Regions from separate parts of the Homo sapiens genome. Here region 2 is linked to region 1. A link is an interaction called in ENCODE POLR2A ChIA-PET data of the cell type or tissue named here. Cell type or tissue: OCI-LY7. All regions are shown on one strand. Each heading gives the region's core, and the rest is flanking DNA. Links, peaks and the distances in the headings are about the cores only.

Region 1 (11,397 bases), core at 21-8,020:
AATCACTGTGCTCTTCCCAGAACTACAGAGCTTTTAAACTTTTTTTTTTGTTTTGGAAAGCTGACAAAGAATGAAGGGGAAGCCCATGTTTCAGTTACTTGGCATCTAACTGAAGTCATCGTAAAGGGGAAGTGGAGGAGCAGCTTTTAGATGATGGATGGAACATAGATAATGGATGGAACATAGCTAAGAATTTTCCAGAGAAACAGGGCACCCTCTGCTTTTCACACCATCCTTTTTCTCTAATATGTGGTTTGTTCCATTAGTAGAAGTGTTTATGGTGATTACTGGGTTTGAGATTGTTCTGGAGCTGGAATGGCGACTATTCTTATTTCTAGGAAATTCAGGACCAGACTAGGGCCTGTTGGGCAGGATGTTCTTTGAATATGAAAGAATAACCTTTCTTGGATAGATAACTCTCTGCTGTCAGCCATGTAGATTCCCTTTCCTCAGTGTGTCTTTCCAGCTTCACCCTGTGGTGATGCCCTCAGTAGCTTCCCAGCCTTATTCTTCACCATTATCTCTTCTTTGTCCAGCCCTGTTTTCTCACTGTTCTTGCCTCTCTCCACTCCACCTTTTCCTCCCACACCATTCTGAGTTTTGCATCTGTGCTTTTTCCTTTGCTGTTTCCTTCTACCAGTAATGACTTCCTTCCACCAGTAATGACTTCCTTCCAGAGTTGAGTTATCATTCAAAGCATGGCTCAGTTCCAAACCCTCTCCAGCATTTTCCGCCCACATTACTTATGCTGTCCTTGTTTCTAAACTCCAGTTGCACCTGTAATAAGCATCTCATGTTTTACACTAATTTTCCTTGCTGTTTCATGGGTATTAGTATTGTCTTGAAAATTAAATTACACAATTCTTGAGCAAAGGGCCACATATACTTCTGATTCCTCCACATAGTCTAGGACAATGTCAAACATATAATAGATATTCAGTCAAAAGTTTTGATTGATTTAATTGTAACTAATTTATTAATTTAGCAAATATTTATTGGATGTTCTGTATGCAGGGACACTGATAGATAGGATTAGGGATACAACAATTCTTAAGAAAGACATGTTCTCTATCTTCACAAAGCTTATAGGCTATTGGGATTGGAGAGAATAAAACAAGTGTAATCCTTACAGACTTGGAGACCTATGTGGTCCTCCAAATAAATGCAGGAATAATTCAAGTTTGTTAAACAAGCTTTAAAGGGGAGCCCAAACATATAGTCTATAGAGATGGTTACTTAAAAGTTTAATTTTTTCTTCTCTCTCTGTTTTTTTTTTTTTTTTTTTTTTTTTTTTTTTTAAGCTCTCTAAATTTCTCTGGTAGTTTCACTGCTCCAAACCCACAGATCTCTTTCTCTCCTCAGCCCCAGTCTGGGTCCTCACTTACTATAGGCTTTTGACAGTTGAGGCCACCTATCATGTACAAACTAATTAAAAACATAGAATGGTTTGTCTCTTCCTATTGTTCCAGTTTCCTCAGGAGAATCAGCCCTTGGGGCTCTCTCTTGACCTCTTCATCTCCTTTGTGATACTGGGGGGGAAAGCTGGGGGAAAGCTGTACCAAAATCAGAACAAAACTGAGGACTTAAAATTAGTAGGACCATAATGGATTAAAGTCTGGACCAGGACTTGGGATACTTCGGCTCTTATCAGGAAAAGTAACTTTGACCTTAATTTCTTCAATCTTAGAAAGAGATTGAACAGGTTTTTTGTGGCTCCATGATTATTTTATCTATTTAAAAATATTTACCATTCTGTGGTTTTGAAAATTTTCAACATAAGAAGTTGGGAAACGTATTTATTTGTGCTTACTATATAAAAGGGATTGTAGAGATACTATGGAGAATAAAGAGGAGACAGATAGAAACACTACCCACTCAGAGAGCTCATAAGCTACACAGTAAAGCAAGAAGGGCATTCTTGATTGATGGCTTAGTTAATGGTGAAGAAATAGGTGGAAGGACTTCTAGTTACACAATTCCTACCACTTAATAAATTAATTTATGTAAACTTAATGCCATTAATGAATTTATTTTTGTGACTATACACACACACACAATTCTCCATCCATAAGGGCATAATAAAAAATGACTTCATACAAATTAGTACTGTTAGATAGTTTAAAAATGCATTTATCTAGTCTTCTAACGTATCCGCAAATATTTTTTCCATCTCAGATCAAAGAACTGGTTGTCACTTTCGATGCAGAACTCCGTCTCCTTAGACATCAGAAACTAAAACTAGATACTCAGATGAAATTATCTGACCTGCACCATGTCACCTTATTTCAAGAAATACTTCTCCTGAAGAATTTTGAAAAACAGGAGAACATACTTCAAGAACGTGTTAATTCCTTAGACAAAGAGGAACAGTACATGCAAGTATGAGTGGGCAGAAGAATCCTAGCTGGCTGGTCCCTTAGTTATGGAGAAACTTGATTTCTTTTTCTTCTTAACTCAAATCTCCCACTTGTTCTAGCCCTTATCTCTTTCTTGTCTTCTTTCCCCCTCCTCCTTTTTCCTGTTATTCCTACCTAGTCTCCATCTTTAGTATTCATGGTCAAAGAGAAATGATTCAGATTTTTTAGTAAATTTGGTCTGATATTCTGTAAGGTAGAAGAATAAAATTTTCACAAGTTAGCCTTTGATTGTGCCACTCTACACCAGTCTGGTGAGTTGGGTTCCCTAAAAAACAAAAAAGTAAGCTATGATATAAAATTGAGTTTTGATTATATGTTATCCTTATGAAAACAACTGAAAAAGAAGCTGGTGAGTTTCTTAAGTATGACAGCTTCAGTGTAATATATGATTGAATATCATAAGAAATGAGGTTCCTTTATTTGTTATATTTGTATATTAAATTTCAGAAAATAAATTATACTAGCTTTGTTTTAAAATAAGAAAGATTCTATTAAACAGATAGTATATGCTAAATAGTAACATTCATTTTTAGGTATATTAGCTTCACTAGAAATTATATGTCTCTTTGTTTTAGTTATATATCAATACAAAAAATTCATTGGTTTTTGAGACTACACATGCAAAAATATTAGCTGACATCCACATATTCAATTTAAGGAATTTCAAGGAAAAGTTTCAATTTAATTTAGATTTTGGGGGGATGCTTAGCACTAAAAAGCTGATTTTCTAATTCTAAACATGACTGATTTTTACAAAGGAATTATAAAATTTTAACCAATAAATGGATGGCTCTGCAAACATCAGAAATGTAACCTTCTTTTAAGAAGTTTTAAAAAATATATTTGTAAACTGTAACCTTGTATTGTAAAGTACATTGCTCTCTGAACTTGGTTTATCAGAAATATTTATCATTTGTCCTTGTTTTTATTCATTTAGTGGAAAATAAATGAAACTCTTAAAGAGATGGAAGAGAAAAAGAATGAAATCACCAAACTCCAGGAGCAAGAAAAGGCACTCTATGCTGGTTTTCAAGCAGCCATTGGAGAAAACAATAAATTTGCAAACTTCCTCATGAAGGTCCTAAAGAAGAAGATTAAACGGGTAAAGAAAAAAGAAGTTGAAGGAGATGCTGGTTTGTATTTCTTTCTTGCATATGATCTTATTTTCTCTCATTAACATGAAATAGAGAGGTAACTAAGGGACCTATTAGATACCTTATTTTTTTCACTATAACATGGACAATGTAGAGACACTGTGGGGGCTAAAGAGGAGAAGACATAAACCTTAGGGTCTTCCAACACCTCGAGTTAATCTGTGTGCATGTTTGTTTGCACATGTGTGCACATGTTTATGTGTATCTGGTATGAGTGAGCATAGTGTAGTTTAAGTTAATAAGCACATCTTTTTATGTGTTTATTTGCCATATGTATATCTTATTTGGTGAAATGTCTCCTTTTGCCCATGTTTGAATAGGATCATTTGCTTTTTTTACTGTTGAGTTTGGAGAGTTCTTTATATATTCTGTATACTAGTCTTGTGTCAGATATGTGGTTTGCAAATATTTTTTCCTAGTGCGTAGCTTGCCTTTTCATTTACTGTAGTATCATTTGTTGAAAAGGTTGTCTCTCTTCGACTGAATTGCTTTGATCTTTGTCAAGATCATTTGGGCATCTTTGTGTGGATGTATTTCTAGGTTCTGTTACATTGATCTATGTGTCAATATTTTCACCAATACTACAGTCTTGATTATTGTAGCTACATATTGAGCCCTTAAATCAGGTAGACTAACTCCTCCTACTTTATTCTTCTTTTGTAAAATTGTTGTAGCTATTCTAGTTCCTTGATATTTCCGTATTTTAGAATAATCTTCTTTATATCTACAAAAAATCTTGTTGGAAATTTGATAGTAATTGTGTTAAAACTGTATATTAACTTGGAGACAACTGGTATCTTTACTACATTGAGTTTTCCAATGGAAAGCACAATATGCCGTAGTCCGAGCTACTAGGGAGGCTGAGACAGGAGAATGGCGTGAACCCAGGAGGCGGAGCTGGCAGTGAGCTGAGATCATGCCACTGCACTCCAGTCTGGGCGACAGAGCAAGACCCTGTCTCCAAAAAAAATAAAAAATAAAAAAGGCACAATATATCTCTATTTATTTAGAACCTCGGTTTCTTTGATCAAAATTGTATACTAGTATTCAGTATATAATTCATGTTCATGTTTTGTTAGATTTACACCTATTTCCTTTTTTAGTGATTTTTTTTTTTTTTTTTGAGACGGAGTCTGGCTCTGTCACCCAGGCTGGAGTGCAGTGGCGTGATCTCGGCTCACTGCAAGCTCCGCCCTCGGGTTCACACCACTCTCCTGACTCAGCCTCCCAAGTAGCTGGGATTATAGGCTCCCACCACCACGCCTGGCTAATTTTTCTATTTTTAGTAGAGACAGGGTTTCACTGTGTTAGCCAGGATGATCTCAATCTCTTGACCTTGTGATCTGCCCACTTCAGCCTCCCAAAGTGCTGGGATTACAGGCATGAGCCACTGTGCCCGGCCCCTTTTTTAGTGATTTTAAATGATACTGTATTTTTAATCTCAGTGTCCTCATGTTCATTGCTACTAATAGATTTTTACATGTTTAGCTGATATCCCGTAACCTTACTTATTAGTTCTAAGAGGTTTTGATAGATTCCTTGGGGATTTCTATGTAGATGATTAGGTTGGTGCAAAAGTAATTGTGGGTTTTGCTATTAATAATGGGAAAATAATTTCACCTAATAATTTCGTCTGCAAATATAGGCAGTTTTATTTATTTATTTCTGATCAGGATGCCTATTTCATTTTCTGGCCTTATTGCATGGCTAGAACATCCAGTACTATGTGAGTGCTGAAAGCTGACATTCTTGCTTTATTTTCAATATTAAGTATAATATTACCTGTAGGTGTTTTATAGATACTCTATTAAGTTAAGGAAGTTCACCTCTGTTCCTCTTTTTCATGAATTTTTTTCGTGAATGGGGGTGAAAATTTGTCAGATGCCTGTCTACATTGATTCATGATCATGTAATTTTCTTTTTAGCCTATTAATATGGTAGATTACATTGGCTAATTATGGATTATTAAATCAGAATTGCATTTCTGAAATAAACCTTCCTTGGCATAGTGCAAAATTCTTTTTATATATTGATTAATTCTATTTGCTAATATTTCATTAAGAAATTTTTTGTCTATATTCATGAAGATCATTTTTCTGTAGTTTTCATTTTTGGTACTGTCTTTGTCTGGTTTTAGTATCAGGGTAATAAAAACTAGCTTCTTAATATGAATCAGAAAATTTTCTTTTCCATTTGATTTTCTGGAAGATCTTGCATGGAATTGGTGGTAATTATTCTTTAAACACTTAGTAGAATTCACCAGTGAAAGCTTTTGGATTTGAACATTTCTTTTGGGGGAGTTTTTAAATTACAAATTCAACTTTCTTAATAGTTATAGGGTTGTTCAAATGATCTATTTCTCTCTTTTTTTTTTTTTTTTTGAGACGGAGTCTTGCTCTGTCACCAGGCTGGAGTGCGGTGGCGCGATCTGTGCTCACTGCAACCTCCACCTCCTAGGTTCAAGCGATTCTCCTGCCTCAGCCTCCCAAGTAGCTGGGACTATAGGCACGTGCCACCATGCCCAGCTAATTTTTTTGTGTTTTTAGTAGAGACGGGATTTCACCATGTTGGCCAGGATGGTCTTGATCTCCTGACCTTGTGTTCCACCGGCCTTGGCCTCCCAAAGTGCTGGGATTACAGGCGTGAGCCACTGCACCCAGCCCAAATGATCTATTTCATATTGGGTGAGTCATGGTAGTTTGTGGTTTTTTGAGGAATTGGTATATTTCATCTAAGATGCCAAATTAATACATGAATATCCTTATCTTTTTAGTGTCTACAGGGTCTGTAGTAATATCACCTGTTGCATTCTTTTTTTCTAAAAAAAAATTCAGCTTTTATTTTAGATACAGGCGGTATATGTGCAGGATTGTTACATTGGTATATTGCACCCAGGTAGTGAGCATAGTACCAAATAGGTAGTTTTTCAGCCAATGCCCCCCTCCTTCCCTCACCACTCTAATAGTCTGCAGTGTCTGTTGTTCCCGTGCTTATGTCCATGTGTGCTCAATGTTTTTAGCTCTCATTTACAAATGAAAATATGTAGTATTTGGTTTTCTGTTCCTGTGTGAATTCGCTTAGGATTATCACCTCCAGCTCCATCCATGTTGCTGCAAAGGTCATGATTTCATTCTTTTTTTATGGCTGTGTAGTATTCAATGGTGTATATGTAGATTTTCTTTGTCCAACCCACCATTGATAGGCACCTAGGTTGATTCCATGTCTTTGCTGTTGTGTATAGCACAGTGTTATGGTTTGGCTGTGTCCCTACCGAAATCTCATCTTGAATTTTGGTCCCCATAATCCCCACATGTATGGGAGGGATCTGGTTGGAGGTAATTGAATCATGGGAGTGGTTACCCTCATGCTGCTATTCTCATGATGAGTGAGTTCTCATGAGATCTGATGGCTTTATAAGGGGCTTCCCCGCCGCCAACTTCACTCTGCACTTCTCCTTCCTGCTGCCATGTGGAGGAGGACATGTTTGCTTCCCTTTCTACTGTGATTTTAAGTTTCCTGAGGCGTCCCCAGCCATGCTGAGCTGTGAGTCAATTAAACCTCTTTCATTTATAAATTACCCAGTCTTGCATATGTTTTTATTAGCAGTGTGAGAATGGACTAATACACATGGCAATGAACATGAGTGCATATGTCTTTTTGGTATAATGATCTATTTTCCTTTGTGTATATACCCACTAATAGGATTGCTGGGTCAAATGGTGGCTCATTTTTAAGTTCTTTGAGAAATCTCCAAACTGCTTTCCACAGTGGCTGAACTAATTTACATTCCCACTAATGGTGTATAAGTGCTCCCATTTCTCCATAGCCTCACCAGCCTCTTTTTTGACTTTTTAATAATAGTTATTCTGACTGGTGTGAGATGGTGTCTCATTGTGGTTTTGATTTGCACTTCTCTGATGATTAGTGATTATGAGTATTTTTTTCATGTTTGTTGCCTGCTTGTAGGTAATCTTTTGAGAAGTGTATGTTCATGTCCTTTGCCCATTGTTTAATAGAGTTATTTGTTTTTTGCTATAGATTCTGGATATTGGTCTTTTGTTGGATGCATAGCTTGTGAATATTTTCTTCCATTCTGTAGGTTGTCTATGGCTAGCCAGTTATCCCAACACCATTTATCAAATAGGAACTTCTTTCTCCATTGCATGTTTTTGTCAACCTTGTTGAAGATAAGATGGTTGTAGGTGCACAACCTTATTTCTGAGTTTTCTATTCTGATCTTGCGGTCTATGTGTCTGTCTGTTTTTGTACCAGTACTGTGCTGTTTTGGTTACTACAGCTTTATAGCTGAAGTTAGGTAGTGTGATGCCTCCAGCTTTGTGGATTATCTTTAGGATTGCATTGGCTATTTGGGCTCCTTTTTGGTTCCATATGAATTTTAGAATAGTTTTTAGTTTTTTCTAGTTGTGTGAAAACTGATGTTGGTAATTTGATAGGAGTAGCATTGAATCTGTATATTGCTTTGGAGGATATGCCATTTTAATGATATTGATTCTTCTAATCTATGAGCATGGGATGTTTTTCCATTTATTTTTGTCATCTCTGATTTCTCTCAGCATTGTTTTGTAATTCTCCTTGTAGAGATCTTTCACCTCTTTGATTAGCTATGTTCCCAGGTATTTCATTTTTATTGTCACTATTGTAAGTGGGATTATATTCTTGATTTGATTTTCAGACTGTACATTATTGATGTATAGAAATGCTACTGATTTTTGTATATTGATTTTGTATTCCAAAACCTTGCTAAAAATATTTACCAGTTGTAGTAGCCTCTTGGCAATCTTTGGGGTCTTCTAAGTATAGAATCATATCACCAGCAAAGATAGTTATTTTGACTTCTTTTCCTATTTAGATGCCTTTTATTTCTGTTTGTTGCCAGATTGCTCTGGCTAAGACTTACAGTACTTTGTTGAATAGAATGGTGAGAGTGGGCATTCTTGCCTTGTTCCACTTCTCAAGAAGAATGGTTCCAGCTTTTGCCTATTCAGTATGATGTTGGCTATGTGGATTTGACATAGCGCTCTTATTATTTTGAGGTATGTTTCCTCAATGCCTAGTCTGTCAAGGATTTTTATTATGAAGATATGTTTGATTTTCTTGAAAACTTTTTCTGCGTCTATTACGATGATCACATGGTTTTTGCTTTTAATTCTGTTTATGTGGTGAATCACATTTACTGATTTACGTATGTTGAACCAATCTTGCATCCCAGGAATAAAGCCTGTTTGATCATGGGGAATTAACTTTTTGATGTGCTGCTGGATTTGGTTTGCTAGTATGTTTTGAATATTTTTGCGTCTATGCTCATCAGAGATATTAGCCTGAAGTTTTCTTTCTTCATCATATCTCTGCCAAAAAATTTTGATATTAGGCTGATGCTGGTTTCATAGAATGTTTTAGGGAGGAATCCCTCCTGTGATGGTGAGTGTCAACATGATTGGATTGAAGGATGCAAAGTATTGATCCTGGGTGTGTCTGTGAGGGTGCTGCCAAAGGAGATTAACTTTTGAGTCAGTGGGCTGGGAAAGGTAGACCCACCCTTAATCTGGGTGGGCACCTCTAATTAGCTGACAGTGTGGCTAGAATATAAAGCTGGCAGAAAAATGTGAAAAAACTAGACTGGCCTAGCCTCCCAGCCTACATCTTTCTCCCATGCTAGACCCTTCCTGCCCTCGAACATTGAACTCCAAGTTCTTCAGTTTTGGGGCTTGGACTGGCTTTTCTTGCTCCTCAGCTTGCAGACAGTCTATTTTAGGACCTTGTGATCATGTGACTTAACACTTAATAAACTCCTTAATACTTAATAATATACATCTAGATATATATAACTTCATTATATATACATATATATAACTTCATTATATATATACATATATAACTTCATTAAGTACTGTATATCTAGATATATATTACATCTATATATCATATATATCATATATGATATATAGATGTAATATATATCATATATATCAATATATATCATATATATATCATGTATATATCTGCTCCATGTTCTTGAGCTGTGCACCACAGCCCTGGAGACACTGGGATATCTTGAGATTCAGGGTCAGGGTCAGGGTCAGGTTCCAGCTGCACTGGGGGATCTGATTTGCTTTGCAGTTGCCAGAACAAATATAGATCTATATATATTGAGAGAGAGAGAGAGAGAGAGAGAGAGAGACTAATATACCTCCTCAATTTTCTGGAATAGTTTCAGTAGAATTGGTACCAATTCTTCTTTGTATGTCTGGTAGAATTCAGCTGTGAATTCATCTGATGCAGGGCTTTTTTTCATTGTTATCTATTTTTTATGACTGATTCAATTTCAGAATTCAATATTGTTCTATTCACTGTTTTAATCTCTTCCTTATTCAATCTTGGGAGATTATGTATTTCCAGGAATTTATCCATTTCCTCTAGATTTTCTGGTTTGTGTGCATAGAAGTGTTCATAATAGTCTCAGAAGTGTTCATAATTAGTCTCTGATTATCTTTTGTGTTTCTGTGGGATGAGTTGTAATGCCATCTTTGTCATTTCTAATTGTACTTATTTGGATCTTCTCATTTTCTTTTCTTTGTTAATCTAACTAGTGATATAGCAATCTTGTTTATTTTTTTGAAAAAAACCTCTTGGTTTCATGAATCTTTTGTATGGATTTTTGTATCTCAACTTCATTAAGTTCTTCTCTAATTATAGTTATTTCTTTTCTTCTTGCTTTATGACCAAGCATGTGGTCAATCTTAGACTATATTCTGTGTGCAGATGAGAAGAATGTATATTCTAAGTTGTTGGATTGAGTGTTCTGTAGATGCGTATTAGGTCCAATTGGTCAAGTGTTGAGTTTAAGTCCAGAGTTTTTTTGTTAGTTTTCTGCCTTGATGAGCTGTCTAATGCTGTCAGTGGGATGTTGAGGTCTCACACTATTATTGTGTGGTTGTCTAAGTCTTTTTGTAGGCCAGGAAGAACTTGTTTTATGAATCTGGGTGCTCCAATGTTGGGTGCATATATATTTCGGATAGTTAAGTCTTCCTGTTGGATTGCACTCTTTATCATTATGTGATGCTCTTCATTATCCTTCTTAATTTTTATTGGTTTAAAGTCTGTTTTATCTGATATAAGAATAGCAACTCCTGCTCTTTTTTTGTTTTCCATTTACATGGTAGATCTTTCTCCATCCTTTCACTTTGAGCCAATGGGTATAATTATATCTGAGATGGGCCTCTTGAAGACAACAGATGGTTGGTTCTTGTCTTTTTATCCAGTTTGGCACTCTAGCTTTTAAGTGGGGTGTTTAGCCCATTTACATTCAAGGTTAGTATTGATACGTGTGATTTTTGATCCTGTCATCATGATGTTAGCTGGTTGTTATGTAGACTTGATTTTGTAGTTGCTTTATAGTGCCTGCCAGCTGTGTGCTAAAGGGTATTGTTTTTTTTTTGTTTTTTTTTGTTTTTTTATTTTTGAGTCCATGTTTAACACTCCCTTAAGGACCTCTTGTAAGACTGGTCTAGTTGAAACTTATTCCCTCAGCATTTGCTTTACTGAGAAGGATTTTATTTCTCCTTCACTTATGAAACAGTATGGCAGGATGTGAAATTCTTGGTTCGAATTTATTTTCTTTATAAGGACACTGAAAATAGGCCCCCAGTCTCTTCTTGCTTGTAAGATTTCTGCTCAGAGGTCTGCTGCTAGCCTGATGGGTTTCTCTCTGTATGTGACTTGACCCTTCTCTTTAGCTGCCTTTAAGATTTTTTTCTTTTGCATTGTCCTTGGTGAATCTGATGACTGTGTGCCTTGGGGTGGTCATC
Region 2 (11,397 bases), core at 1,736-9,735, 56 kb after region 1:
CACGGCCTTGAGCGAGAGTGGCGGCCTGGGGACCCTGCCCTGCCTCACAGGACACAGTGTCCAGGAGCATAGGCCTGGCTGGGCTCTGCCCCCGCATCCTGTCAGAGCCCGAGACTCCCTCCCTGACAGCTCCTGAAGCATTCACCTGGACAGACTTCCTTCTGTCAAGGAGAAACAGCTGAGGTCTGAACAACATGATGTGCTTTGAGCTCAAATGCCTGCTTGTCCAACCCAAGCCATGACAGATTCTGAGAACTGAGCGGGTGTTTCACAGCCTACAGAGAAAACACTTGTTCACAAATATTTGTTTTCCTGGCATTACAGCTGGCTTACCATGCCAGGGTTCCTGCAGGTATGTACCCAGCACGGCTTACTTTCATAAAAAACCAAAATGTAACATCAACAACTAACGACAGAGGAAAGCAAGAAGGAGGGTGATGGTTACCAGGGAGACTGTTCACGGTCTCCTCAGGGACTAGAAGCCAGTGTGAGCTTCTGGGAATTGAGTGCATAGAGCTTAGTACTGGATGCACGCACAAGGCTTTTTCCTGGGCCTTCCAGGGTCCCACACACCCATCTTACAACCAGCTTCCTGGGAGGTGGCAGGGATGGACACTGGAGGAGACAGAAGGGCCTGTTTAGTGGTGGGGATTACCGGCTCAGGCTTCAGGAGCTCAAGGGGAGATGGCCAAGAGACAGTGACTCTGCTCAGCCTTGCTGGAAAGGCTGTGCAGGGGAGGCAGCAGCCCCACACCAGGGCCATACCTTGCGGTGTTTCACCACATAGTAGAGGATTGGCGCCCGGCCACTGCCCTCATGCCGAGGCCGCCACACCAGTTCATATGAGTCTGTCTTGGAGGTGCGGGGCGAGCTGAGGATGATGGGAGCCTCGGCGGGAGCCCCCTGCCCCTTCTCTCCTGGACACTGCGGGGAAGCAGGCCCCACTGACGTTGGGGGTCTGGGGAGCGCCGGTTGCCCCCTCAGCATCTGCTCAGGGTTGCCGAGTTTGGAGGGTGATACAGGAGGTGTGCCAGTAGCCAGCTCAGCATCCTGCCATAGCCTTGGGGTTATGCCTGGAGGACCAACAGGAAGCAGAAGGAAAGGTTAGTCTCCTGGTTTACCTGCTGAGCTGTTGTTCCTGGGGAGAAAACAGAAAGAAGACAGAGAGGCAACCTGGGCCCACCATCAGCTGTACCGCCACCCACTCTGTGCTGCCCAGCCAGGCTCCGTGGAAGACAGCGCTGGTGTCCCTGTCCTGCCAGAAGGAAAAGGCAGGCTGGCCTGCCTGGCCAGGGCTCAGGGGTGGCTTGGGTATGGCAAGCAAACTCCTGAATCCACGTGAGGTGCATCTCCAGTGAACTAACTCAATTTTCTCCCGAGGCCCAGGAACCCTGCGCCTTCCTTCTCGGTCTAGGCTGGAGGTGGGGACATGTCCCTTCATGGTGGAATTTTAACACCACGGCACCATGTGGGCCTTTTCCTACTGAATATGAGATATGAACGCAACTGGGAATGTCCTCTGAGAGTCTGTGAGGCCAGGAGGGGCAGTGCTTCCTTCAGGAGGTTTCCACAGAATCTGCCAGCACCTGTCTCTCCTCTACCTGACCTTCCCCACCACAGGACATGGGCACCCGATAATGCTGACTTAGCATCGTATTATATTCATTGCTGTATTTTTCTCAAGTTGTTTCCCTGGTAAGTTTCGTCTCCATAGGGGAGTTCTCGAGGGCAGGGTCTTTGCCCTGTTGCTCTGCATCCCCATTACCTCTCCCTAGGTTGAGCATGGTCACTGCTCAGCTGGCATAGGCCCCAACTGGAATGAAGCTTGCTGAGAAGGACAGACTGGCTTTTCTTTACCAAAGCACTAGAGTGGTGGTTGTCAAACTGGGTTCCACAGAAATATTTTTTTAAAATACAGCAATTAAATGGGTTATTTTCATTAGTGAAAATCTGTACTTCAGATTTATTAAGTTCATATAAATTTGAGCTTACAACTAAAAGCTACTTTTTTCTATCTTATATACTGGGGTTCCAAGTTAGATTTCATTTGAGAAAAGGATTCAGTGAATCATCAGCTGGAATCTCAGACCCCTGGGCTACACTCACTTGGCCTGGAGGTCCGCAGCTGGACTACGGCATGGGCGCTCCCAACCTCGTTCTCGGCCATGCACTGGTAGACGCCTTCGTCCTCAGGCCCCATGCTGAGCACGCGCAGGGCCCTGCGGGAGAGCCGGAGGCGCTGGCTGGAGATGAGGGGCACAGCATTCCTCAGCCACAGCACGGAGGGCGGGGGGTTCCCACGCACCTCACAGGTAAGCTTGGCACTCTGGCCCCAGGGGATGACCAGCTGGGATAGCTCCATGGTGACCTCAGGGGGTTCTGCCAGGAAACCAGAGCAGGGTGAGAAGGGCTGTGTCTTTCTGTCCCAGGGCCAGATGGGCTGGGAGGGATGTAGTTAGGAGCAGCTCCCCTGCCCTTTGGCTGTTGCTTTTTCCTAATGGGCAGAGTAGAGGGAAGGAGAGGTCTGATGTCTCCACCATCAGAATCATGACAGGAGGGCTCCAGGACTGCGTGCTCTTACTCTGGGATCCGAAGAGCCCTGACTCTTCAGCATGCCTGTTCCTCACTCAGCATGTGGCCTTTCACAAGATGCTAACCCTTTGTGAGCCTGGGTTACATTTCTAGAAAGGCTGCACAGACCAGAGAGAAGGCCAAGCAGAAGACAGTCCACAGCAGACACTCACCAAACACCTGGACATTGTAGAGGATGACCGCTGCCCCGGGCTGCCCAACCCCATTGTCGGCCATGCAGCGGTAGGTGCCTGAGTCCTCCTCGCTGGTGGTGTCGATGAGGAGGTTGCTCAGCAGGAAGCGCGTCTTGTTGTAGCCGGTGACACTGGACCCATCCTTGGCCCAGGTGACCCGTGGGGGTGGGATTCCACTGGCCACACACTCCAGAATGAGACTCTGGCCTTTGGTGACGATGATGGTTTGGGCCTCTGGGGGGTAGATGATGCGGGCAGCCTCAGCGGTGGAGCCTGGAGGGGCAAGGAGGGCAAGGACAGAAGGCGTGTGGACCAGGATGTCCTGTAGAGCATGCCCAGGAGGCAGTCCCAGAGAGCATGGAGATGGGATCAAACAGCCATTCCGGGTCTTTCAACCTATGTAGAGTGGGGCGTGCTACAGAATTCCCTTGGGGCTTGGTGTCCTTATCAGAAACAAGGACTGCTTCTGCAGGGAGCTGTTATGAGTAAGAAATGAGATAACACAGAAGAACAGCAGCATCAACATAACATATGCACAGTTAACTGTGTGCTGGCAAAGAGAGAAAGGTGAGGGAGTGTAGAGGCAGTTTAAATGGTACAGATATTTCTTTCTGCTTGCACTCAGTATGTGCGCTGTGAGGCTGAAGATGAGATGGGAAACAAGAATCTGCCATGCTCTCAACCCCACCCTATGGTTCTCAGGCCCAACTGTCTCTCAGTGAGCATCTCAGAGCCGGCCTCCGGCTGAGCTGAATGGAATCCACTGTTTAAACACATGCATTTCTCATATTGCAAGGTCCCCAAATGCAAATCACCTATGTACTTCCTCAGGTGCACAGCTGGGAAAGCTGTAATCTTTTTTCAACACTGTGGACAAACTGCAGAGAACTCACTGAAAGGCCTGTTTACTCTCTAATGTGTGCCGTTCCTCAGCAACCTTCAAGGAGCAAGGGGACTATGTGTGATTCCGCTTTATATGCCAACCAGGGACACACCCAGGTTTTCTAAAACCTGAAATTTATACAGTTTCGGAGGCCCCAAAAAGAATGGAAAATGATACATACAAAGTTAGGGCCTTGTGAGGCTTCTGTCAGTGAGTGAAAGACGATGGAAGTTTAACTTCATTAGCTTCACAGTGATTCCATCTCTGGTGCCAACTCTAAGCCTAACTCCGTGTAAGATGTCACTCCTTTGAATTGGCAGGGATCCAGGCAAGCGCACAGAAAGGTAGCTGCTGTTTTCCTGTGCATTGAGAGCATGTGGGCCTCCCGGAAGCTCACCAGAGGGTGGTGCAGGGCACACCTCATCAGTGCAGAGAGTGCAGGCCCAGGGACCTCATATAGGGCAGAACAGCAGCCTGGAGGCCTCCCACGTGGCCATCTGTTCTAGGCACATGCTGTGTCCGCTGCTGAGCTTGAGACAAGACCCACCGTCCTGTCCCAGCACACACATTCTGACCCATCCCAATCGCAAAGTAACCGTGAAGGAAACCTCCCATCAGGCAGGTGTGGCAGCAGGCAGTCGCCTGGTGCTGTGTGCTGTGAGATGCTGGCCCTGAGGCCGGCCAGAGGGGAGAGAATCCCTGGCTGAGAACCCCTGGCTGTCCCCCTGGCCAAAGCCAGTGCACACAGAACTGGAGCTTGGATGTGGCACCTCCAGGTATCTACCTCCCTTTCCATCTTTGTGAGCCCTTCCATCAGTGATCCCCCATCCCCCAGCAGGTGGGCCCGGGCCTTACGGCGCACACGTAGCCTGTCGCTGGAGCCGGAGGTTTTCACTTCCTGGGTCACTGGGTTGTAGGCTGCACACTTGTACATGCCCTCGTCCTCCTGGCTGGCATTCACAATCTGGAGGTTCCCTGAGGGCATGATCAGGTAGTTACCTGTGGAAAGGGCAGGGCCAGGGGAAGATGGGATGGGTCCAGAATACTTCACTCTGCAGCTTCCACAAAGGAGAGGTGCACGGAGGGAGAGGAACAGGCTGGGCAGGCACTAGGAGCTGATGTCCACCTGAGTCCCCACAAGACAAAGCCTAAGATGCCGTTCTCCCCATAAAACCTTGCAACAAGCAGGACAGAGTGCCAGAGAGAAAAGGTAACTAACCAACCAGCTAACAGACTGGCTGACTGACTAACTGCCACAACTTAGTGCATAGGTCAATAGAAGAGCATTTTATACTTTAAAGGGAGCTAAGGGAGGCTAGAAAGGAAGCAGGATTTGGAATCAGCCATGGTCTCACACTCTGGGTCTGCTGGGTATTAGCTGTGTGATCTTGGGCAAGTTAATTAATCTCTCTGATACAGTTTCCTCATTTGTAAAAAGGCTTAATGTATGCTGCCTCAGGGCTATTGTAAGGATTGAGAGGCCCAGGCTGCACACATGAGAGATGAGATCATTCCTGCAAGCCTCCAGGAAGGAGGAAATTGATTTTGGAGCTTCCCATCATTCTCCCTTCCCAAATGATGAGCAAATCTTCCCACCAGTCATAGCCATCACTCGGAATCGCCTCATTATTGCATTTCTGCTACTTGGAGAGGAATATTCTGACTTTCAACCACTGTCCTCCCCATGAATGCCACTGAAATCCTTTCTTCCACATCAGGGGCCTGTTAGGCTCTGTCTGCTCCTGGTCCACAGGTGCCCTGGGATGGTGCCTCACGGGTGTTCAGATTCTGTAGCTAGGAGGCAGAGTCACAGCTCCTGGACACCCCAGCAACTCGGGTGGCATTTGGCTTCCTGGCAGGTAAAGCTATGGCCATCAGTGCTGAGCTTTGCCCTGGTGGCCCCTCCTGAGAGCCGTGCTGTTGCCAAGCCTGGTGCCTGCCTGCTGCTGGGCCACCCAGGTATGAGCTGCTTATTAGCAAGTGCCAGATGGAGTGGGAGAAACCCTTGGCCCTGGTGGGACAGGCAGGCCTCTCCCAGAGGCTGCTGCCAACCTTCTGCTGGGGACAGCAGGGATTAATGCTCTTCTTCCCCTAGTCTCCAGTTAGTTCTGAGTGGTTGGATTAGGTGTTTTACCTTTTTGAAAACAGTTTTCTGTATTCTCTAAGTTTTCTATAATGAACATATGTTCCTTTCATAACCAGAAAGAGTTGATAAAAACTCTTAAAATCTATAGAATATTTTTAAAGGTATATATATATATTTTTTTTCTTGAGACAGAGTCTCACTCTGTCACTCAGGCTAGAGTGCAGTGGCATGATCTTGGCTCACTACAACCTTAGCCTCCTGGACTCAAGCAGTTAAAAGGTGTACATTTTGAGCTGTGGAGTCAGGTCAAGTAAGGTCTACTTGGCCTTGAGTATGGGGTCAGTTGTGAAAAGAAGCTGTCTTTGACTTCGGGGACAACCCCTTCCCCTCTGGCATTCTGTGGACCAAGTCTTGGCTTCCCTAGACCTGCTGCCGTGTCTGTCCACTGTGGCTTGAGCATGGAGCTGTGACAGCTGAGATAACTGCATTTACTATGCAAACGGGGAGAGGGAAAAATGAAGTCCACTATAAAGATTGCTCTGCTGCATGGGGAAGAGCTCCACCTCCTGCCAAGGAACCCTGGGGCTCCATGAATGGGCTTATTAGGCAGCCTTCCTGTGTGTGCCTGGAGGCACAGAGCTTCCCCAGGCAGCATGCAGAACCATGTGCTGAGAGCCTGGATGGAACAGCAGCATCTCAGTAATATCTTCTGGAGCCTGAAAGGATAAAGAAATTCCTCATGCTAAGACAGAGGACTTCCATAATGGAAGCCACCTGCTTTGGGACCCTACAGGACCAAATATCAAGAAAGAACACATGACCAAGCATGGTGGCTCAAGCCTGTAATTTCAGCCAAAGCGGGAAGATTGCTTGAGCTCAGGAGTTCTAGACCAGCCTGGGCAACATAGCAAGACTGTCTCTGTAACAAATAAAATTAAAGTTAGCCAAGCATGGTGGCGTGTGCCTGTAGTCCTAGCTACTCAGATGGTTGAGGAAGGAGGATCTCTTGAGCCTTGGTGATGGAGGCTGCAGTGAGCTCTGATTGTGCCACTGCACTCCAGCTTGGGTGACAGAACAAGATCCTGTCTCTTAAAAGGAAAAAAAGGGGAGGAGGACAGCTGGCTAGCATGAGGACAGGGCTGCTGGCATGTTGAGGGGGGTTTGGGAGACAGCAGCAGCTGCCCTAGCTTTGTTGAGCAGCGAGCGGTTGGAGGAGGCCAGCTTCCCTTCTGGCCTCAGCCTTGGCCTCTGGGCTCCTGCCCACTCACCTCTGGAGGCCTCCAGCCACTCTTGTTTGACGCTGTACCGGACCTGGGCTTTGGGGTGGCTCTCAGGCAGGTGGCAGGCAATGACTGCTGTGTTTCCCTCATCCACTTCAATCACGTGCTGCACATCTAACTTGAAGTCCTGGAGATCTGTGAAGAGAAGGGAAGGTGCTGGTTGGAGGACAGCAGAGCAAAAGTGTGACATTTCAGGGTGGGCTTGTGCCTTGGTGTTGTCAGTCATGACAAAGCTCACACCTAGGGGGATATCAGGGGATCCTCCGAGTTCTTCCTCCAGCCCCTTGTTGTCTACAGGAGTTTGTAAGAATGTGGGGCCCTCATCACTGATGGGGTTCACTTTGTATATACAAGCTGGGGAAAGGTGCAGAGAGAATCCCATCAAGGGGTGCCTCTGGCTCAGACCATCTGTTACACTGAGATGTGGGGGCAAGTTGGCTCTGCTTACACCCCAGAAATGGGGGGGGGTCAAAGTACAAATGTCCTAGCAGAGCTGTCAGCAGGCTCAACTAATGGAGATGGAAGGGAACGATACAAGAGAATGCTCATGTCTTTTCTCCAAGTTGATTGAGAACAGCCTTCGGAGGCTGAGGCAGGAGAATGGCATGAACCCAGGAGGCAGAGCTTGCAGTGAGCCGAGATCGCGCCACTGCACGCTGGCCTGGGCGAAAAGAGCGAGACTATGTCTCAAAAAAAAAGAACAGCCTTCCCAGGTTCTCCTTAGGCATCCACGATGACAAGTAACAGGCCTGAGATTCCACTTGGTTGCCGGCCATGGTTATAACCAGAAGGCTGATTCTTGCTGCTCAGGAGCCACACCCCACTTCACGGAGGATCCTTCCTTGGGGCTGGGGGCAGGACTCTGGATACCCTAAGGGTTTTCTAAGACAAAGAGGAATCTGCCAGGACAACAGGCAGCACCCTAGGGTGGCTTAATGGCAGTGGACTATGGAGGAGCCAGGGTCCTAACATGAGACTGTGGTCTCTGGCAGCCCCATAGCCATCTCTCCTGGCTTGGCACCATGGGATCTAAACTGGGAGAGCATGGAGATTCATCTAGAATAAAAGCAGAATGTTTCCCAAACAATGCAAGAGTCCAAACAACAAATCTCTCTTTGTATGAGACAAATCACTCATGTTGCTGAGTAAAACAGGGACCACTTGCACAACAAAACTGCATGCATTCCAAGCTGGAAATCTGGTTTTCAGGATTATAGCTGAATTTAAGAGGAGAAATAAAACTAATGGAGTATAAGACAGATGGAAATATTTTACCCAGACACTCTCTTCTTAAAGGTACTCAGAAAGCCCTGAAGGCACCTTCTCCGAATACTGGCCACACCAAATTCTGCTCAGCTCCCGGGACTGACAGCATTGGGACTGACTGCAATTTCACTGCAAGACTGCACCTGCCTCTGCTGTTGTTTCCAGTGGAGACCCAGAGAGGGCTGGAATCAGGTTTCTCACAGAAGACAAGAGATAATGACCAAAAACAAACTGGTGTCACCCTAGGAGTGCCTGGTGATTAAGGTACTCAGTGAGGTCAGGAGGCTTCCCACGTAATGGAACTTCCCAGCAACTCTTAGTCAATTCAAGCCAACACAGGGGAGGAAGCCCTGTTGTTTCTGTGAAAGGATTGATGTCCCTTTGATTACAATATTAGACTATGAACTCTTTAGGGGCGTGGACCGAGTTTTGTTCCTGTCTGTGTCCCCTGAACCTAACCCAGGTCCTGGCCCAAGTACACACTTGGCAAGTGTTGAATGAATAAATGAATGAATGTTAATGAATGAACGAATGAATATCTTGGAAGCTGAGCCCCACGAGTTAGGTACAAGATGCCCATTATGCTGCCTAGAAACTCATAGTTGAACTCATAAATTCATAGTTGAAGTTGGTCTACATTTTGAACAAACAGACAAGAGCCTAGCATAACAAATGTTCTGTGAACATTATATCTAAGTGTGGCCAATGGAAGCTATTTTGCAAATACAATGTTTCTTGAGACGTTATGTGGGATCTGAAGAAAGAAGTGAAATGGGTCTAATAAATGTGCTGTAAGAAATACATGCTATTCAAGGAGTGATGTGTTAAAAACAGTGACAGGATGGATATTCCATTCTCCATGATGTGCTTATTTCACACTGCATGCCTGTATCAAAACATCTCATGTACCTGATAAATATACACACATACTATGTACCCACACACACACACAAAACTTAACAAAAAACAGAGATTGGCTGTCTGATTCCTTTCTATTGCCCCATTTCACTTTCCAGGCTGAACAAGCATGATGCCTGCGGGTCAAGGCGAGATCTCTCATAGATTCCTTCCTGTGGGTAAGTGTAGGGCCTCCTGGGCTTTTAAATAATGATTTCAAAATTATTTAATGTTTTGTGTGTGATATCTGAGCCTAACTAAACGATAAATTCCTGGTGAGAAGCCTATTAATTTTTCACTCTTCACCCCAACCCCAAGTTCTATTGCATAGTACTGAGGATACAGCAAATGCTTTCTAAATCCTTGCTAAATAAATACAGTTTGGAAGGCTGAGCCCAAGGCCAGCTTGATGGGTGTGCAACCTGCCTCTGCACTTGATGGGGTAACACCCAGTTTAATGCTCTGCTTTCATCATCTGAAAATTCTTAATAATGCTTCAACAAGGGACCCTACATTTTCATTTTGCATTTGGTCCCACAAATTATTTAGCCCAGTCCTGGCTGAGCCTCTCAGCCAAGATAGCTAATGAGTTTTCTCTCAGAGAAGAGGAAGGTTTGGACTATGGGAAAGGAATTGCTTGAGCTCAACATGTTCTAGCTAAACATCGGTAACTTTGTTTTCTGAAAGCAATTCACTTAAAAAATGCAAAGGCCTTAATCCTCCTTCAGGCCAGTGCGCCCTGTACCTGCCAAGTCAGGAGGCTCCCCACAAAGCGAGCTGTGAATGATTGTGAGCTGTGAGTGATTGTGAGCTCAGGGGCATCTGGAAAATTCCTCAGGCGCTGTGAAGCACTCTCCTCCATGGTCGAATAAGTCCCAAACTACTCCACCAAGAGGTTTCTTTTTTTTTTTTCCTCCTCCTTTTCTTCACCTCATTCCAAGGAAATTTGCCTTAAGCAAAGAATATACTTAAAGCTAGCAGATCATTTTGCAAGAAAGATGTAAGGAACTGAAAGGAGTTTGGCACCAGGATGCCATCTCCATCTTCATGGCCCCAGGCTCCTGCCCATTGTAATTGAGGGCTTATCCAGGCACGGAGGGAGCATGCACTCTGCCAGGCACCCACCTCAGCAACCCAGTGGTAGAAAACACTGTCTCTTTTAATCCCCTCTTGGCTCCTGCTGCACCCTCTGACAGCTGCTCAGTTGGAGACAGAAGGCTGTGCAGTGGGGGAGCATGAAGCTGGGCACTGGTCAGCCATGCGGCCAGACAGCCCCTCTGTTCTGATGCCAACATGTGCACAACAGCCTGTGCAGGCAGGACCGAGGGCACCCCAGCTGGACATCCAGCTCCCCACAAGGGGCGACTGGCAGGCGAGCCTTCCTGGCTTCAAAACAAATAAGCAGCAGTTCGGTCCTTGGCCCTGTCCCTCCTACCCTCTATCCCCCCTCCCCCCGTGCCTCCTAAGCTTAAGCCTTAGCTTAAACACTCCCAATTTGGCTGCTTGAGTAAAACTTGAGTTTCACTAAGGGATCAAAGGCAGAATAATGAAGTGATGAATGATCTGAAAATCAGAGGACCCCTTTCTCTAGTGTTTTTGGACAGGAAGGGGGCCAGGGAGGGGTGGGGAGTTCATGATCAATAAGAGCCTAACCAGCCATCAGATGGGGCAGATGCAGAGAGGAGCTCTAGCTGGCGCATATGAAGGAAACCAGCCTGTTCCCAGGCCCCTTTGTCTGCAAAGCTGGTTTCCTGGCCGAGTCCCTAGGCTGCTCAGTGTGCTTCACTGGAAATAAGGGACAGGCCCTTCAATTACAAATAGGGTTAGCAGGCCTCCGCTGCAGAAAGATGGATCAGGTTTCATGGGGAAATGGTTTGACAGGACACCTGCCCTTGCCTGTTGGCTGGTGTGTTTGAGAAATCCATTAGAGGAATGTTTTTGCAGCTTTAATCCTCTTACCTTCCCTCCCCTCGCACCCTTCTTTTGCATCCTCTCTTTGTGCATTTTCCAGCTACTTCATTAACTTGTCCGCATTAATCAAACGCTAGTAGACCCACTTTTGTTTCTCAGCTCCCAACAGGTCAGAAGTCCTGGTCTTTGGGGCCATCTCTGAGTTTACTGACCTTATTTACTTGTCACAGAGCTTTGTGATTTCTGAGAAAGCCCATGATATTTTAGGCTCCATATAGAACCCGGCCCAGTTCCTTCCTTCTGGGAGCT

Evidence for each region. ChIA-PET counts read pairs that join two places held together with the same protein. Peaks named below come from ENCODE experiments on the same cell type or tissue, not always from the same donor. Only the 100,000 strongest peaks of a DNase experiment are listed, where the experiment ranks them.
Region 2: POLR2A ChIA-PET joins it to region 1 with 10 read pairs; 2 of 35 experiments call an interaction of 5 or more read pairs at or near these places.

What each region holds. Positions count from the first base shown.
Region 1 is chr3:113,318,598-113,329,994 of GRCh38, reverse strand. CFAP44 (cilia and flagella associated protein 44) reads left to right here. Exons shown (of 35, transcript NM_001164496.2): 27 at 2,176-2,379; 28 at 3,355-3,550. It overlaps SPICE1-CFAP44 (SPICE1-CFAP44 readthrough (NMD candidate)), which reads left to right. Exons shown (of 52, transcript NR_183050.1): 43 at 2,176-2,379; 44 at 3,355-3,550. Among named protein-coding and RNA genes, the nearest start is that of CFAP44-AS1, 80 kb to the left of the region's middle. In OCI-LY7, for the core only: no CTCF peak of the experiment used is centred there; no DNase peak of the experiment used is centred there.
Region 2 is chr3:113,264,051-113,275,447 of GRCh38, reverse strand. It overlaps BOC (BOC cell adhesion associated, oncogene regulated), which reads right to left. Exons shown (of 20, transcript NM_001378074.1): 5 at 7,003-7,149; 6 at 4,504-4,647; 7 at 2,745-3,038; 8 at 2,107-2,379; 9 at 766-1,073. LOC124909409 (a long non-coding RNA gene) reads left to right here and starts at 7,149. Exons shown (of 2, transcript XR_007096006.1): 1 at 7,149-9,356. RefSeq lists enhancers at 1,675-2,537, 9,780-10,398. In OCI-LY7, for the core only: no CTCF peak of the experiment used is centred there; no DNase peak of the experiment used is centred there.